Regions from separate parts of the Homo sapiens genome. Here region 1 is linked to region 2. A link is an interaction called in ENCODE POLR2A ChIA-PET data of the cell type or tissue named here. Cell type or tissue: Panc1. All regions are shown on one strand. Links, peaks and the distances in the headings refer to the core of each region. The heading gives the core; the rest is flanking DNA.

Region 1 (8,000 bases), core at 1-8,000, 350 kb before region 2:
ACCATGCTGATTTGGTTATTACAACCTTGTAGTATATTTTGAAATCACATAATGGGATGTGATGCCACCAGCTTTGTGCTTTTTGCTCAGTATTGCTTTGGCTATTTGGGGTCTTTTGTGGTTCCATATAAATTTTAGGGTTTTTTTTTTTCCTATTACTGTGAATAATATCATTAGTATTTTGAAAGGGCTTGTGTTCAAGCTATAAATTGCTTTGGGTAATATTGCCATTTTAACAATGTTAATTCTTCCAATCCATGAGCAGGGACTATCTTTTCCTTTTTCGTATGTCGTCTTCAATTTCCTTTGTCAAAATTTTATGGTTTTCCTTGTATAGATCTTTCACGTCTTTGGTTAAATTGATTCCTAGGGGCCAGGCACGGTGGCTCATGCTTTTAATCCCAGCACTTTGGGAGGCTGAGGTGTGTGGATCACGAGGTCAGGAGTTTGAGACCAGCCTGGCCAATATGGTGAAACTGCATCTCTACTAAAAATACAAACAACAACAAAAAATTAGCCGGGCATGGTGGCATGTGCCTGTAGTCCCAGCTACTCAGGAGGCTGAGGCAGAAGAATCGCTTGAACCTGGGAGGCTTGCAGTGAGCCAAGATTGAGCCACTGCACTCCAGCCTGGGTGACAGAGCAAGACTCTGTCTCAAAAGAAAAAAAAAAAAATTGATTCCTCGGTATTTTATATTCTTTGTAGCTATTATAAATGGCATTGCTTTCTTGATTTCTTTTGCAGATTGTTTGCTGTTGATGTATGTAAATGCTGATTTTTGTACATTGATTTTGCAACTTTACTGAATTCGTTTATCAGTTCTAACAGTTTTTTGGTGGAATCTATAGATTTTTCTAAGTATAAAATTATGTCATCTGTGAACAAAGCTAATGTGATTTCTTTCATTCCAATTGGATGCCCTTTATTTCTTTCTCTTTCCTACTTGCTCCGGCCAGTACTTCCAATATTATGTTGATTAAAAGGTTGAGAGTGGGCATTCTCGTCATGTTTCACATCTTAAAGAAAAGGCTTTCCATTTTTCCCTGTTCAGTATGATGTTAGCTGACAGTTTGTCAGATATGGCCTGTATTATTTTGAGATATGCTCCTTCTCTACCCAATTTGTTGAGAGTTTTCATCATAAAGGGATGTTGAATTTTATTGAATACTTTTTCAGCCTTGATTGAAATGGTCTTATGGTTCTGTTAATGTGATGTATCACATTTATTGATTTGCAAATGTTGAACCATCCTTATGTCTCTAGGATGAATCCCACTTGGTCATGGCAAATGGTTTTTTTTTGAGACAGAGCCTCACTCTGTCCCCAGGCTGGAGTGCAGTGGCACAATCTCGGCTCACTGCAACCTCTGCGTCCCAGATTCAAGCGATTCTCCTGCCTCAGCCTCCCGAGTAGCTGGGACTACAGGCATGTGCCACTATGCCTAGTTAATTTTTGTATTTGTAGTAGAGATGGGGTTTCACCATGTTGGCCAGGATGGTCTCGATCTCCTGACCTCATGACCCGCCTCCCTCAGCCTCCCAAAATGCTGGGATTACAGGCGTGAGCCACTGTGCCCAGCCGCCAAATGGTCTTTTTAATGTGTTATTGAATTCAGTTTGCTAGTATTTTGTTGAGGGGTTTTGCATCTATTTTTATCAGTGATATTAGCCTGTTGTTTCTTTTCTTGTCATGTCCTTGTCTAGTTTTGGTATCAGGGTAATGACGACCTTGTAGAACAAGTTTGGAAGTATTCCCTATTCTTCAGTTTTATTGAAGAGTTTGCATGGAATTGGTATTAATTCTTGTTTAAATGTTTGGTAGAATTCAGCAGTGAAGGTATCATGTCCTGGGCTTTTCTTGATGGGAGACTCTTTGTTACAGCTTCAATTTCATTAGTCATTATTGGCTTGTTCAGGTTTTCTATTTTCTTCATAGTTCAGTCTTGATATTCATATGAACAATATTCATAGTTCAGTCTTGATAAGTGTATATGTTCAGGAATTTATCCATTTCTTCTAGGTTTTCCAGTTTGTTGGCATGTAGTTGTTTATAATAGTCTCTAATGATTCTTTGAACTTCTGTAGTCTCACTTATGTCTCCTTTTCAGTTTCTGATCTTGTTTACTTGGGTCTTTTCTCTTTTTTTCTTAGATAGTCTAGCTAAATGTTTGTTGATTTTATTTTTTCAAAAGAACCAACTTTTTGTTTCATTGATCTTCTGTATTTTTTAAATCTCAATTTCATTTATTTCTGCTCTAATCTTTAGTATTTATTTCCTTCTACTAATTTAGGGTTTGGTTTGTTATTGCTTTTCTAGTTTCCTGAGGTGCATCATTAGGTTATTTATTTGAAATCTTTCTGCTTTTTTGATATAGTTGTTTGTTGTATAAACTTCCTTCTTAGTATTGCCTTTGATGTATCCCCCAGATTATGGTATATTTCCTTTTAATTTGTTTTGAGAGACTTTTTACATTTTTTTTCTTAATTTATTCATTGTCCCATTCATCATTCAGGAGCATGTTGCTTAGTTTCCATGTATTTGTGTAGTTTCTGAGGTTCTTCTTGTTATTGATTTCTTGTTTTATTCCATTGTAGCCAGAAAGGATACTTGATATTATTTCTTCTTTTCTGAATTTGTTGAGACTTGTTTTGTGGCCTAAGACATGGTCTACTCTGGAGAATGTTCCATATGCTGATGAAAAGAATGTGTATTCTGCAGCAGTTGGGTGAAATATTCTGTAAATATTAGTTAGGTCTACTTTGTCTAGTGTGTAGTTTAATGTTTCTTTATTGATATTCTGCATGGATGTTCTGTGCATTACTGAGAGTAGAGTGTTGACATTCCCTACTATTATTATATTGTAGTCTATCTCTCCCTTTAGATAGATTTATGTTTGATTTATATATTTGGGAGCTCTAACGTTAGGTGCATAGATATTTATAATTGTTGTATCATCTTGCTGAATCGACCCCTTTATCATCATATAGTGACCTTCTTTGTCTCTTTTTACAGTCTTTGACTTGTAGTCTATTTTATCTGGTATAAACATATCTACTTCCCTTTTTTGGTTTCCAGTTGCGTACTATATCTTATTTTAACTGGACACACTTCCAGTCTATGTGTATCTTTTTTTTTTTTTTTTTTTTTTAGACAGAGTCTTGCTCTGTCAGCCAGGCTGCAGTGACATAATCTCGGCTCACTGAAATCTATGCCTCCCAGGCTCAAGCAATTCCCCTGCCTCAGCCTCCCGAGTAGCTGGGATTACGGGCATGTGCCACCATGCCTGGCTAATTTTTGTGTTTTTAGTAGAGACGGGGTCACCATGTTGGCCAGGCTGGTCTCGAACTCCTGACCTCAGGTAATCCGCCCACCTTGGCCTCCCAAAGTGCTGGGATTACAGGTATGAGCCACCGTGCCCAGCCCAGTCTATGTGTATCTCAAAAAAAAAAAAAAAAAAAAAAAGGTATCATTCTGTCTTCTAAGCTGGAGTGCAGTGATACGATCATAGCTCACAGCAGCCTCAATCTCCTGGGCTCTATGTGTGTCTTTATAGGTGAAATGGGTTTTTTTGTAGGCAACATATAGTTGGGTCTTGTTTCTTTATCCATTTAGCCATTCTATGCCTTTTAATTGGAGAATTTAATTCATTTACATTCAGTGTTATTTTGATAAGTAAGAACTTACCACTACCATTTTGTTGCTTGTTTTTTGGTTGTTTTGTAACTCCTCTCTTCCTTTCTCTCTTTCTTACTGTCTTCCTTTGTGGTTAAGTGGTTTTCTCTGGCAGTATGTTTTAATTCATTGCTTTTTATTTGCAGTGACTCTATTATAGGTTTTTGCATTGTGGTTACTATGAGGCTTACAGAAAACATCTTATAAATATAACAAGTCATTTTACAGAGGTGGCAACTTATCACAAAGTTCTAGATCACAAAGAAAATAATAGAAACAAAAATGAAAAAAATTCTACACTTGAACTCCATCCTCCTCACATTTTGTCTTTTTATTGTCTCAATTTACATATTTTTATACTGCCTATCTCTTAGTAGGCTGCTGTAGCTATATTGTTTTTGATAGATTTGCTCTTTAGGTTTCATACTAGAGTTATGCATGAATTGCACACCACATTTACAATATTAGAATATTCTGGGTTTGTCCATGTATTTAATTTTACCAGTGGATTTTATACCTTCAAGTGTTTTCTTTTTGCATGTTCGTGGGGTGGTTTTTTTCCTTCTGGTTGAAGAACTCTCTTTAGCATTCCTTGTAAGATGAGTCTGGTGGTGGTGAATTCTCTGCTTTTGTTTGTCTGAAAAAGATTACATCTCTCCTTAATATTTGAAGGACAACTTTGCTGGATACAGTATTCCTGGATGGCAGGGTTATTTTGTTTTGTTTTGTTTTTTCCAGCACTTTGAAAATGTCATCCTACTCCCTCCTGGCCAATGTGGTTTCCATTGAGCAGTCTATTGCCAGACAAACTGATGCTCCTTTATATGTTATTTGCTTTTCTCTTGCTGCTTTTAGGATCCTTTATTTATCTTAGACTTTTGAGAGAAAATTATTTTATGCCTTGGGGTGCTCTTATTTCGGTAGAATCTGTTTGATGTTCTCTGACCTTCCTGTACTGGATATTCATATATTTCTCAAGTTTTGGAAAGTTTTCTGGTATTATTTCTTTGAATAGAGTTTCTGCCCCTTGCTGTTGTACATATCCCTCTTGAATACCAATAATTCTTAGATTTGGTGTTTAGAGGTAATTTTCTATATCTTGTAGATAATTTTCATTCCTTTTCATTCTTCTTTTTTCTCCTATGGCCATATTTTTTATTAGCCTGTCTTCAAGCTCACTAATTATTTCCTCCACTTAACCCATTCTGCTGTTAAGAGCCTCTAGTGCATTTTTCTGTTTGGCAAATGTATTTCTCAGTTCCAAGATTTCTGTTTGTTTGATTTTTTAATTATTATTTCAATCTCTTTGTTAAATTTTTCTTGGCTGGGCACAGTGGCTCATGCCTGTAATCCCAGCACTTTGGGAGGCTGAGGTGGGTGGATCGCCTGAGGTCAGGAATTCAAGACCAGCCTGACCAATGTGGAGAAACCCTGTCTCTACTAAAAATACAAAAATTAGTCTGACATGGTGGCAGGCACCTGTAATCCCAGCTACTCGGAGGCTGAGGCAGGAAAATCACTTGAACCTGGGAGGCGGAGGTTGCAGTGAGCCGAGATCACGCCACTGCACTCTGGCCTGGGCAAAAGACTGAAACTCCATCTCAAAAACAAAACAAAACAAAAGTCTCAAACATTTCTGAATTGATTTTATGTGTTATCTTGGCGATCACTGTTTCCTTAAAACTGCTGTTTTGAACAATTGGTCAAGGGGTTCATGTATCACTGTCTCATTAGAGTCAGTCACTGGTTCCTTGCTTTGTCCATTACAGAAGGTCATGGTTCCCTGTTTGCTGTTGTTTCTTCTGGATGTCTCCTCTGTTTTTGCACTGAAGGATCAGTTATTTACTCTAGTCTTCTAGGTTGGAAGAGTTTGGAGGGCTCAGAAGAAGACAGGATGATGAGGGAAAATTTGGAGCTTTTTAGATACTGAGTAAATGGTTGTGACCAAAATACTGAGAGATATAGCCAGTGAAGGCCAGGCTGATGAGGTTCAGATGGAAATGAGTAAGTTACTGAGAACTGGATTAAAGTCACTTGTGTTATGCCCTAGCATAGAACTTGGCTGCATTGTGTTCATGTCCTTATAATCTATGGAAGTTTGAACATAAGAGTAATGACCTAGGGTATCAGATGCAAGAAATTTTTAAGCAGCAAAGCATTCAAGAAGTGGCATGTAGCCAGGCATGGTAGCTCACATCTGTAATCCCAGCACTTTGGGAGGCCAAGGCTGAAGTATTGCTTGAGCCCAGGAGTTCAGCCTGCGTAAACAGTGAGACACCGTCTCTACAAAAGATTTAAAAATCAGCCAGACATGGCAGTGCATGCCTGTGGTCCCAGCCACTCAGGAGACTGAGTGAGACAGGAGGATCAATTGAGCCTGGGAGGTCAAGGCTGCAGTGAGCCATGATCATTCCACTGCACTCCAGCCTGGGTGACAGAGCGAGACTCTGTCTCAAAAAAAAAAATTTTTTTAGGAAAAAATAAATATAGGAGTGATGTGGCTGCTTCCAACAGTCTAAATCAGATGCAGGAGAAAAGGAATGACTTAAAGTTGGAACTTATATTTAAAAGGGAAGCAGAGCATGGAAGTTTGGAAAATTTGCAAACTGGCCCTGTGGCAGATAAATAAAAATCATTTTCAGGCAAGAAATATAAGCAGGCTGCAGAGCAAGCACTTGCTAAACAGATTGGCACAACTAAAAGGGAGCCAAGTGCTAATATCTAAGACAATGGGGAAAAGGCCTTGAAGGTATTTCAGAAATCTTGGAGAAACCCTCTCCTATTATAGACCCAGAAGCCTAGGAGGAAAGAATGGTTTTAGGGGGCAGGCCCAGAATGCAGCTGCTCTGCTCTGCCTCAGGAGGCTGCTCCCCGCATTCCAGTTACTTCAGCTCCAGCCTCAACTCACAGGAGCCCAGGTACAGCTTGGGCTACCACTCCAGAGGGTGCAAGCTATAAGCTTTGGTGCTTCCACATGGTGTTAAGCCTGCAGGCTCACAGAGTGCAAAAGTAAAGGAGGCTGCCAGCTTCCTGCTGGATTTCAAAGGATGTTCCAGAAAGCCTGAGTGTCCAGGCAAAAGCCTCCTGCAGGGGCAGAGCCCTTATGGAGAACCTCTACTAGGGCAGCACCAAGGGGAAAGGTGGGGTTGGAGCCCCACACAGAGTCCCTACCAGGGCACTGGCTAGTGGAGCTGTGAGAAGGGGTCTGCTGCCCTCCAGATCGCAGGATGGTAGAGACATGGGCAGCTTGCATCCTGAGTCTGGAAAAGCCACAGGCACTCAACCTCAATCTGTGAGAGCAGACACGGAGGCTGCACTCTGTAAAGCCACAGAGGCAAGGATGCTTGAGGCCTTGGGAGCCCTCCCCCTGCACCAGTGTGTTCTGGATACAAGACATGGAGTCAAGGATCATTTGGGAACTTTGAGGTTTAATGTCTTCCTTGTTGAGTTTCAGACATGCATGGAGCCTTCAGCCTCTTTCTTTTGGCCAATTTCTCCCTTTTGGAATGACAATGTTTACCCAATGCCTGTACTGCCATTTTATCTTGGGGTAAATAACTTGATTTGATTGTACAGCCAAAGAGATGGAAGGAGATGAGACTCAGATGAGACAGGACTTTGGACTTGATGCTGGAATGAGTTAAGACTTTTGAAGACTAGTGGCAGGGAATGATTGTATTTTGCAATGTGAGAAGAACGTGATATTTAGGGGGCCGGGATGGAATAATATGGTTTGGATGTCTGTTTCCTCCAAATGTCATGTCAAAATGTAATCCCCAGTGTTGGAGGTGGGGCCTGGTGGGAGTCCCCACCACTGTGTGGGGGTGGATCCCTCATAAGTGGCTTAGTGCCGTCTCCTTGGTGATAAGTGAGTTCTCCCTCTGAGTTCCTATGAGATCTGGTTGTTTGAAAGTGTGTGACACCTCCACCCTCTCTCTCTTGCTCCACTTTCACCATGGAATATGCCTGCTCCCCCTTTACATTCCACCATGGTTGAAAGCATCCTGAGGCCTCACTAGAAGCTGAGCAGATGCCAGTGCCGTGCTTCCTGTACAGCCTGCAGAACAGTGAGCCAACTCAACCTCTTTCCTTTATAAATTGCCCAGGCTCAGGTATTTCTTTATAGCAATGCAATAATGGATGAACACACTAATTAGGGACATACAAATCAAAACTATAATGAGATACCACTCACATACATTAGGATGGTCACTATTAAAAAAACAAAACAAAACAAAAAAACAGAAAATAACAAGTGTTGCTGAAAATGTGGAGAAATTGGAACCTTTGTTCAACGTTGTTGGGAATGCAAAATGATGCATTTACT
Region 2 (10,399 bases), core at 1,021-9,020:
CTGAGTCTTTTGCACCAGGCAGTCATTTGGGAGCTGGGGAAGAAATCCAGTGGTCTAATGCTTCTGAAATAGACTTTGAACCAACTGTCCAATTTCAGCCCCCACTTTATCCCTGCTTCTGGGGGTACCTGGTGCTGCCAATTCTTGAACCTTTGGTGGTTCTCTGGGGCAAATCTGGCTTGCTTTTGGCTATCCCCTTTGATAGATGGCAAGTCTGCTAATTCAGCTCACACTATCCTCCTGCTTTCCAGCTTCCAAAATGTTAATAATTTGATCTCCTCTACTGTTCTCTGAGAGACGGATTATATAAACAGACAGTAGCCAGACCATATATGACAATAGAACTCTGACCCACAACCTCTGCAATTGGCCAGCCTGGGCAGGGCTTGGTCAATGAGTCAGCTTCCCTATATTTTGCCCCTATTTTCAACACAGGACCAACCAGAGAAAGCCAAACCATTACACAAGAAGCCCAGCCTCTAGTTAGCCCACCTGCAGTTTCCCCATGACAATGATCTCCAGTCAGAGCATACCGAAGCCTTCCCCTTTTTTCACTACAGCATAAAGTGTTTCCACTCCCTGCCTGCCTTCAAGTCTCACCAAAGTATAGTGGTATGGTGGCGGACTCCCAACGACAGCAGCCTCTGCATAAATATCCTCTCTTCTTATCTGAGTGGTTTTCATCATTTTCCTTATCTTTTTGATTTTGAAGTTTTATGTTAAAGCACTTTTTTTAAACCATTGTTCTAGAGGGATTTTAGAAGGAGGTGGGTTGTCTGTGGTTCAATCTATCAGCTTTAACTGGAGATCTCTTTCTGTGTTCTTTCCTCTGTGACTAGATGTCAGCTGTCCATCCTCTACCCTCCACCTCCAGCAGGCCCAGAAGTCACCTTTGTATTTTCCTCTTGCAAACCTGGATGCAAAATCCAATATGTATTCAAATTCCTCCAAAGAATCCGCTGGATCAAAAGGATTAGAGAATGACATAGACTTTGCTGAACCTTACCTGTGGAAGATAGAAGATGAAGTTAGGTAACATTCACAAACCCCGTAGCAACTTAAATTCAACTCCCCAAACATCTTAAACATTTCTTTCTCCCCTAAAGTCTCTCCTCTGTAGATATCTTCTTTGCAATAATTTTGGAGCCTTGCTGATTCCCTTCTCAATCTTTGATTGACTCACTGAGCTTTCTAATTCCTTATCCTTTTACCCTACAAAGCAATTCAGCTCGGCACCTCATTTTGCCCCAAACACACCACTTATTGCAGAAACAAAGTTCTCTAAACCACCAAAAACCCTTCTCATTTGCTAACAAACATTCTTTCTTGTGTTTCCAAGTAGCTCCAGAGCTTCTTGAGTGCACAGACAATAGCTATATATTTTATAGTCTGTATAGTACCTAATAATATTACCCAAATTTATAGAGGAAAGGAATCAGTGGGTAGAAAGCATGGATAGAATATCATCAGAAGGGCCGGGCGCGGTGGCTCATGCTTGTAATCCAGCACTTTGGGAGGCCAAAGCGGGTGGATCATGAGGTCAGGAGATCGAGACCATCCTGGCTAACGTGGTGAAATCCCGTCTCTACTAAAAATACAAAAAATTAGCCGGGCGTGGTGGCGGGCGCCTGTAGTCCCAGCTACTCGGGAGGCTGAGGCAGGAGAATGGCGTGAACCCGGGAGGCGGAGCTTGCAGTGAGCCGAGATCGCGCCACTGCACTCCAGCCTGGGTGACAGAGCAAGACTCCATCTCAAAAAAAGATTAAAAAAAATGAATATCATCGGAAGGGGCCAGGCACACTGGCTCACACCTGTAATCCCAGCACTTTAGAAGGCTGAGGTGGGAGGATTGCTTGAGGCTAGGAGTTTGAGACTAGCCTTGGCTGCACAGCAAGACCTTGTCTCTACTAAAAATTAAAAAATTAGTTGAGTGTGGTGGTGCACTCCTGCAGTCCCAGCTACTTGAGAGGCTGAGCGGGGAGGATTGCTTCAGCCCAGAAGTTTGAGGTTGCAGTGAACTAGGATCATGCCACTATACTTCATCCAGCCTGGGCAACAGAGCAAGACCCTGTTTCTTAAAAAAAAAAAAATCAATGGAAGGAAAGATTTTTCAGAAATAGTCTATCAGGCAGCGATTCCTCTAAATTTTGACCTCCATCATTATCTTCTACCTTTTTTGTGTATCTTCAGTGCTGGGCATTGTATTAAATAGGTTTTAGTTGACTGGTGTGGCATGCATTTATCATTAATATCTTTTGTTTTCCATATCAGTTAGGGATTGGATTCTACCACTAGTAACATTGACTGCAGTAGCTTAAGAAAATTAGAGGTTTATTTTCCCATGTAAAAGAAGTACAGGCTGAGTGTGGTGCCTCACACCTGTAATCCCAGCACTTTGGGAGGCCGAGGCAGGTGGATCACGAGGTCAGGAGTTCGAGACCAGCCTGGCCAATATGGTGAAACCCCGTCTCTACTAAAAATATAAAAAATTAGCCAGGTGGAGTGGCATGCACCTGTAGTCCTAGCTACTCAGGAGGGTGAGGCAGGAGAACCACTTGAACCTGGGAGGCAGAGGTTGCAGTGAGCCGATATCGTGCTACTGCACTCCAGCCTGGGCAACAGAATGAGACTCCATCTCAAAAAAAAAAAAAAGTTCAAAGTTCAGAGGTAGGTTGCTCAGGGTTAGTATGGAAACTACAGAAGGCATCAGGGATCCAGGCTACATCTACCTCTCCACTCCGTCTTCCTAAGCACCTGGATTTCATTTTAAATTGCCACTGTGATGGCAGAGAACTGTTGGAGATTCAGCTATCAGGTCTTAGTATAAGCAAGGAAGAAGGGGAAGGGCAATGACAAAAGGCAAAAGAGGCCTTGTGGGAGTTGTCTCTCCCCTCATTATTTATGAGACAGAATCTCTGTCTACCAGGCTAGAGTGCAGTGGCCCAGTCATGGCTCACTGGCAGCCTTGCCCTCCCTGGCTCAAGCAATCCTTCCACCTTGGCCTTCCAAGTAACTGGGACTACAGGCACAAACTACCATGCCCAGCTAATTTTTTACTCTTTTGTAGAAACGGGGTATCCCTATGTTGCCCAGCCTGGTCTTGAACTCCTGGGCTCAAGTGATCCTCCTGTCTTGGCCTCTCAAAGTGCTGGGATTACAGGTGTGGGCCATCACACCCAGCTCTGTCCTCTTCATCCCCTTTTTCTTTTCTTTCTTTCTTTTTTTTTTTTTTTTTGAGACAGAGTCTCTCGCTCTGTCACTCAGGCTGGAGTGCAGTAGTGCAATCTCAGCTCACTGCAACCTCTGCCTCCCAGGTTCAAGTGATTCTCATGCTCCAGCTTCCCAAGTAGCTTGGATTACAGGTATGTGCCACCACATCCAGCTAATTTTTGAATTTTTAGTAGAGATGGGGTTTCACCATGTTGGTGGTCTTGAACTCCTGACCTCAAGTGATCCGCCCGCCTTGGACTTTCAAAGTGCTGGGATTACAGGAATAAGCCACCGCGCCCAGCCTGTCACCTTTTTAGAAACATTACCAAAAGTCCCATGCAAAAACTTTTGCTTATAACTAATTAGCCAGAACTTAGTCACATGGCCACACCTACTCCTAATGAAGACAGAAAATTGTATTTTGTAAATGCAATTGTTTAATGCCCCCTAAGTGGAAAGGGAGAATGCATACTAGGTGGGCAACCAGCACTTCCGGCCACAGTTCCTCGTGAATTTTCTGCACATGATGTCCCATGAATCCCTAGCCCAGTGCTTGACATTAAGTTGTCCTTGGAATGAATAAACAAATGAATAAAGTATTTTAGATAGTTCACACAATAACCTTTTTTAAAAAAAATTAATTGACTTTATTTCTAGAGCAGTTTTAGGTTTACAGAAAATTTGAACAGAATGTGCAGAGAGCTCCCACATACCTCCCCTCACCACATGCAGTTGCAGTTTCATCTATTATTGACATCTTGCACGGGTATTGTACATTTGCTACAAAATTATATTGATACCTTATTAGCCAAAGTTTATAGTTTACATTAGAGTTCACTCATCATGTTGCACAGTTCCACACGTTTTGACAAATGCCTAATGTCATGTATCCACCATTACTGTATCACACAGAATAGTTTCACTGGCCTAAAAATCCCCTTGCTCCAGCTATTCCGCCTTTCCTCCTCCCCTGGAATCCCTGGCAACCATTGATCTTTTTACTATCTCTACAGCTTTGCCTTTTCCAAAATGTCATACTGTTGGAACCATACGGTATGTAGCCATGGCAGACTGACCTCTTTCACTTAGCAATATACATTTAAGGTTTCTCCATGTTATTTTTTGCAGCTTGATAACTTCTTTCTTTTTAGTTCTGAATAATATTCCATTGTAAGGATGTACCAGTTTGGTTATTCTTTCACCTACTGAAAGACATCTTGGTTGTTTCCAGCTTATAAATAAACCTGCTGTCAACATTCATGTGCAAGTTTATGTGTGGTCCTAAGTTTTCAACTCATTTTGGTAAATACCCAAGGGTGTGGCTGCTGGATTGCATGCTGAGACTATCTTTACCTTTATAGGAAACTGCCAAACTGTCTTCAGAAGTGGCTATACCATTTTGCATTCCCAACAGCAATGAATGAGAGTTCCTGTTGCTCCACATCCTTAGCAGAATTTGGTGTTGGCAGTGTTTTGGATTTTAGCCATTGTTTAACCTCCGCCCCCAAGACTCAAGCGATCCTCCCACAACTGCCTCCCGAGTAGCTGGGACCACAGGTGTGTGCCACCACACCCAGCTAATTTTCGTATTTTGGGTAGAGGTGGAGTTTTGCCATGTTGCCCAGAGTGGTCTCAAACTCCTAGGCTCAAGTGATCCACATGCCTAAGTCTCTCAAAGTGCTGGGATTACAGACGTAATTTCCAAGTACACGGAGTTTTAAAAATAATCCTTTCTTTCCCTTCCTTCCTTCCTTCCTTCCTCCCTTCCTTCCTTCCTTCTTCCCTCTCTCCCTCTTTCTTTCTCTCTCTTTCGTTCTCTCTCTCTCTCTTTTTTTTTTTTTTGATGGAGCCTCGCTCTGTTGCCCATGCTGGAATGCATTGGCACGATCTCGGCTTACTGCAACCTCCGTTTCCCCAGTTCAAGCAGTTCTCCTGCCTCAGTCTCCCAAGTAGCTGGGTTTACAGGCATCGGCCACTGTGCCTGGCTAATTTTTGTATTTTTAGTAGAGACAGGGTTTCACCGTGTTGGCCAGGCTGGTCTTGAACTCCTGACCTCAGGTGATCCTCCTGCCTCAGCCTCCCAAACTGCTGGGATTACAGGCATGAGCCACCGCACCCAGCTTCATGATTGATTTCTAACTTAATTGCAATGTAGTCAGAGAATGTGATCTGTATGATAGCAATTTTTTGCAATTTGTAAAAAGTTGCTCAATAGCCTACATTTTTAAAAATTATTTGATTTTAAAAACAGCAACCAGTTAGATAATCAATGGCCTAAATCAAAATTAATTTTCTTAAATCTTCCCTGTAAATGTGAAAAGTATATTTGAGAACAATTTGTGTTTTCACATCGTTGAGGACATAGTTCTTTTCTTTGTCTTCCTCAGGAATGGAGGGTTCTTTACATAGTTCTATACATGCTCCTTAGAAAAGGTTAATTAATTATGTCAGACATTCCCATAATGACTGGTGATTCTTGGATGTCTTCTCATATTTAAAAGTGAGAAACTGTATTTTAAAAGCTGATTAGAAATTCTGTATGCACAGATGAGTCTTGTTGACTGGGCCTTAATGTAGAGTGATTGCTTGTGAACCCAGACAGTTCTTTATGAAATCCTCCAAATGTCAATATTCTGCTATTCTTTTTGTTTTTAATTATTAATTTTTGTGGGCACACAGTAGATGTACATATTTATGGGGTACATGAGATATTTTGATACAAGCATACAATGTATCTGCCATTCTAATCTAATTTCTATCTTTTAAAATTGTATCTTTTTTTTTAGTTTGGTACTATGTCCTTTCCTGTTCTTTCTTCTTTGGGTTAACAAACTTTTCACTCCTTTACTATCATTTTTAAAAACCCTTTTATCGAAGTATATATGAAACCAGAAAAGTGCTCACAAATATAACCTGAACACACATGTAAAGCCGCACTCAGATTAAGAAATAGAACATTATCAGCACTTCGTGAACCTCCTCATGTTCCCTTCCAGTTATTACTACCCTAAGATTAATCATTATATACAGTGACTTCTAATAGCAGGGATATTTGGGTAGTTTCCCGTTTGGGGCTGTTGAAAGTATGGGTATGAGCTTTTTTTTGTACATGTCCTTTTGGTGAATACATGCAGACATTTCAGTTGCATATATATAACTAGGAGTAAAATTGTTTTTTGTTGTTTTTGTTTTCGAGACAGGGTCTAGCTCTGTCACCTATGCTGGACTGCAGTGGTGTGATCACAACTCACTGCAGCCTCAAACTCCAGGGATCAAGACGTCCTCCTGCCTAAGCTTCTGGAGTAGCTGGGACTACAGGTGCACACCATGATGCCCAGCACTTTGGGAGGCCGAGGTGGGAGGATCGCTTGAGGCCAGGAGTTCAAGACCAGCCTGGGCAACACAGTGAAAATCCCTAAAGTGCTGGGATGACACGTTGAGCCACTGTGCCCCAGCTAGGGGTGAAATTGTTGGAACAAAGTCTTTTCACATATTCAGATTCAGTTGATACCGCCAAACAGTTAAACAAAGTGATTGCATCAATTTATGTTCCCTTCAGGAGCATATGAGAGTTGTGGTTGCTCCACAATCTTGCCAATACTTGACATTTTCTTTTTCATTTAGCTATATCTCATTGTGGTTTTAATTTGCATTTCCTCTTTATCCTTTGTTTTTTAAGTGTTTCAAGATGGAGCAGATAAAAATTCAGGGAGTTAATCCTCTATAATAGCTGGAAATTTCCCCCATGGGTACTCATTCAATGGAATTTAAAACATTTGCCCCTGTATTGAAGGCAATATAGTATAAAGGATGGGGCCACATGCTCTGCAATCAGAAATATGAGGTTTGATTCCTAACTCCGGTGCTTACTTGCTGAATTACCTTGAGGAAGTTATTTAACCTTTTTCTATTTTATGTAAAACGGCACTAATAATAGTACTGCCTCACAGGGTTGTTATGGGGATTAAAGGAGAAAAAATAAGTAAAATGCTTTGCAAAGTTCCTAGCAACAGGTGAGCACAAAGTCAACAAATGGTAGCTATTATTATACCTTATATTGGTTATTTATGCACATCTCATTTCTCCTTCTGTTTTACACATTCCATGAGAAAGGAAAAGCATGCATGTAGCACAGATTAACTGCCTCACATATAATTGCTAATAAAGACTGATTGGATGAACGATTTAATATATAAACAAAAAGTATTGTGGTTATCGCTATAAAAGATGGCATAGGTTGGGCATTCACGCCTGTAATCCCAGCACTTTGGGAGGCCGAGTTGTGAGGTTCGCTTGAGCCCAGGAGTTCGAGACCAGCCTAGGCAATGTAGGGAGACAGTATCTACAAAAAAAAAAAAAAAAAAAAAAAAGGAGGGTACATAAAATTATTATAGTGGCTATAGGATAATGTGCACTGCTAATGAAGACTACATTATTTAAATACAGTGTCTTTCCTTCTATTTACTGTTATCGTTTAGCAGAAAAACAGTACGCAGGATACTAAAGAAGGAAAATTCGATGTCCCATATTACATTTGTGAGAGTTCTGGAGGTTTCTCCCTTCAAAGCCAAAACCAAAACACAAACATACCATCCCAGTAACAAATGCGTCACTTTTCTGAAGAAGACGTTAAGCCCTTCCAATTTTAACAGATCCTTTGTTCAACAGAGGAGAGAGACTGGGTAGGCATCACCTGCCCCAGTAGCTTCCGTACAAAATGGCGTTGCCCGTTCCCACACGCCAGCTGGGATTACGTCCTCCAGGCCTGTCGCAGGAACGGAAGTGGTTACGGCCCTAGTGAATCCGGGTGGGTGCGCGCAGGCGGCCGCACAGGTTCCAGGTCTTTAACGTGAGCCCGCTGCAGGTGTGCGGCCCAGTCCGAGACAGCAGGTAAGTGAGGCTCAGAAGCCGGCGAAGCCTTGCACCAGGATTGTGCGCGGGGCAGGGGGTGCTTCCAGTGCAGACTAAGAGGGGTCGTGGAGCGGGGGGATATTACCGTGTACGGGGGTGACATTGCGGGGCCCCCGCTGTCCCGGAGCGAGTTGGCCCTGCCCCTCTCCCCGCCCCTCGGCGTGACCCCCTCGCCCCCGTCGCACACGGCGGGGCGGTTCAGCACCCAGGTGCGCAAGGAGGGCCTCACCCCTGCCCGCGGCCTCCCACGCCCTCCTTGGGCCTCTCCTTTCGACCCCCTTACCCTCTCCCTGGGAGACTCTACCAGACCTTCGAGGCTGCGTGTCCCAGTCAGCTAAAAAGGAGGCCCCGCCCGCGGCACCTGGTAGCTCCTCGGGCGCTGCGGGTTCGACGCGGCAACAGCTGCTGTTTTCTCTCCTGGATTCGTGTGAGCCGCCACCCTCGCTACCATCCCTGTCCTCCCAGACCACACCCTGCTCTGGGCCTTGCCGGGAGCCACCTCTTTGGCTTTTCACATCCCTGGGATGGATCAAAACTAAGAACCTTAATCATTATTTATTACAAAATTGACATCTGCTCCTTAAAATACAAACAAACCAATCCCCCGATAAGCTTTTGATATGATTCCAACATTCAAACTCCTTTATATACCCTCTCCTCAAAAACACAAAATTGAAATTATACTTTATTTTCTTAGTTCTGTTCCAAGGATAGAAGGAATTGAAAGGTTTTGTTAATCATAGGAATTAGGAAGTGCGGGTTGGGGCGCAGCGGGGAAGATGGATTAAATTTGGTCAAGTTGAGCTTGTTTTAAAAATGTATTTTTAAAATATTCTAGTTATAGTCCGTGCATAAAGCCTTGTAACAAAATTATGTAAAAATTTTAAACACAGATCTTTCTTAGCTTGATGTTCTTGGTGGTGAGGGTGGGGAGTGTGGAAGACAGATCCTCTTTGATTTTGTTTTTTTCCATCTCCACCTTCTTTACCAGTCCCTTTCCCACAAAATAAGAACTGTTGTCAGTTTGTGTGTATTTTTCTTTGCATTTATTTGACAAGTATGTGTACGTATAAGATATATGTTTGTAAGATTTCGCTTTAAACTTTTACAAATATGCATGTTTTATGCATTACACAACTTGACGTTTTATGCTTAAAAACGGGTCTTGGAATTTTTTCTTTGTCAGTACCTAGAGATCTACCTATTCTTTCTACTTGCTCTGTAAATTCCATGGTTATGTAAGATTCCATAGATTGTTTCCAGTTTTTCATTGTTAGACACAGTATGGCGGAGAACATCCTTCCCACACACCTCTGTGAGAGCCCATGTGAGAGCATTTCTCAAGGATGGGTACCTGCAGGTGGAATTGCTGGGTGGGAGAGTATGGGGATTTAGGAATGCCAAACTGCCACCCACGGTGGATAATAATTTCCTCCATTCTCTCTCTCTTTTTTTTTTTTTTTTGAGACAGAGTCTTGCTCTGTTGCCCAGGTTGGAGTGCAGTGGCGTGATCTCAGCTCACTGCAGCCTCTGCCTCCCAGGTTCAAGCGATTCTCCTGCCTCAGCCTCCCGAGTAGCTGGTATTACAGGCACCCGCTACCACGCCTGGCTAATTTTTGTATTTTTAGTAGAGACGGGGTTTCACCGTATTTGCCAGGCTGGTCTCAAACTCCTAAACTCGAGTGATCCGCCTGCCTTGGCCTCCCGAAGTGATGGGATTACAGGCGTGAGCCACCGTGTCTGGCCCACCATGCTCTTTTGATCATTTAATGGTATCGATCTTTTTTGTTTTTGCCAATCTGATGGATGGAAAAGTGATTTCTCTTTGCTGTTTTAATTTGCATTCCCCTGATTACTATTGAGATTGAACATCTTCATGATTGTCAGCCATTTGTATTTCCTCTTTTGAGAAACATCTCTTTCTATTGGATTGTCTTTTCCTTATTGATTTATAATAGTATTTTATATGTTCTGGATTTTGATCTTTTGTTATTCATATGTGTTTATAATATTTACTCCCTGCTTATTGCTTTTTTAAGTTGTTGCTTGTCTTTTAACTATATGGCATCTTTGTTGAAACAAAGTTTAAAATTTTAGGTTTTAATTTATCAGTCTGTTATGTGTGTGTTTGTATTTTGTGGCTATCATTCCCAATCCGAGTGGTTCTTAAATGGCAGAGATTTTTGCTCTCGGGGTTATTTGGCAATGTCTGTAAACATTTTTTGTTTGTTCCACTAGGATGGTGCTGCTATTGGTTATCTAGTGAGTAAAAGCGAGG

The links. ChIA-PET counts read pairs that join two places held together with the same protein. Peaks named below come from ENCODE experiments on the same cell type or tissue, not always from the same donor. Only the 100,000 strongest peaks of a DNase experiment are listed, where the experiment ranks them.
Region 1: POLR2A ChIA-PET joins it to region 2 with 19 read pairs; 3 of 35 experiments call an interaction of 5 or more read pairs at or near these places.

What each region holds. Positions count from the first base shown.
Region 1 is chr14:68,831,908-68,839,907 of GRCh38, forward strand. No RefSeq gene overlaps it. Among named protein-coding and RNA genes, the nearest start is that of ZFP36L1, 43 kb to the left of the region's middle. In Panc1, for the core only: no CTCF peak of the experiment used is centred there; no DNase peak of the experiment used is centred there.
Region 2 is chr14:69,183,492-69,193,890 of GRCh38, forward strand. EXD2 (exonuclease 3'-5' domain containing 2) reads left to right here and starts at 8,007. Exons shown (of 10, transcript NM_001193360.2): 1 at 8,007-8,100. GALNT16-AS1 (GALNT16 and EXD2 antisense RNA 1) reads right to left here. Exons shown (of 4, transcript NR_184249.1): 4 at 1-1,006. RefSeq lists a silencer at 8,228-8,417. In Panc1, for the core only: no CTCF peak of the experiment used is centred there; a DNase peak (open chromatin) is centred at 8,030; H3K4me3 peaks cover 1,487 bases; H3K27ac peaks cover 1,121 bases.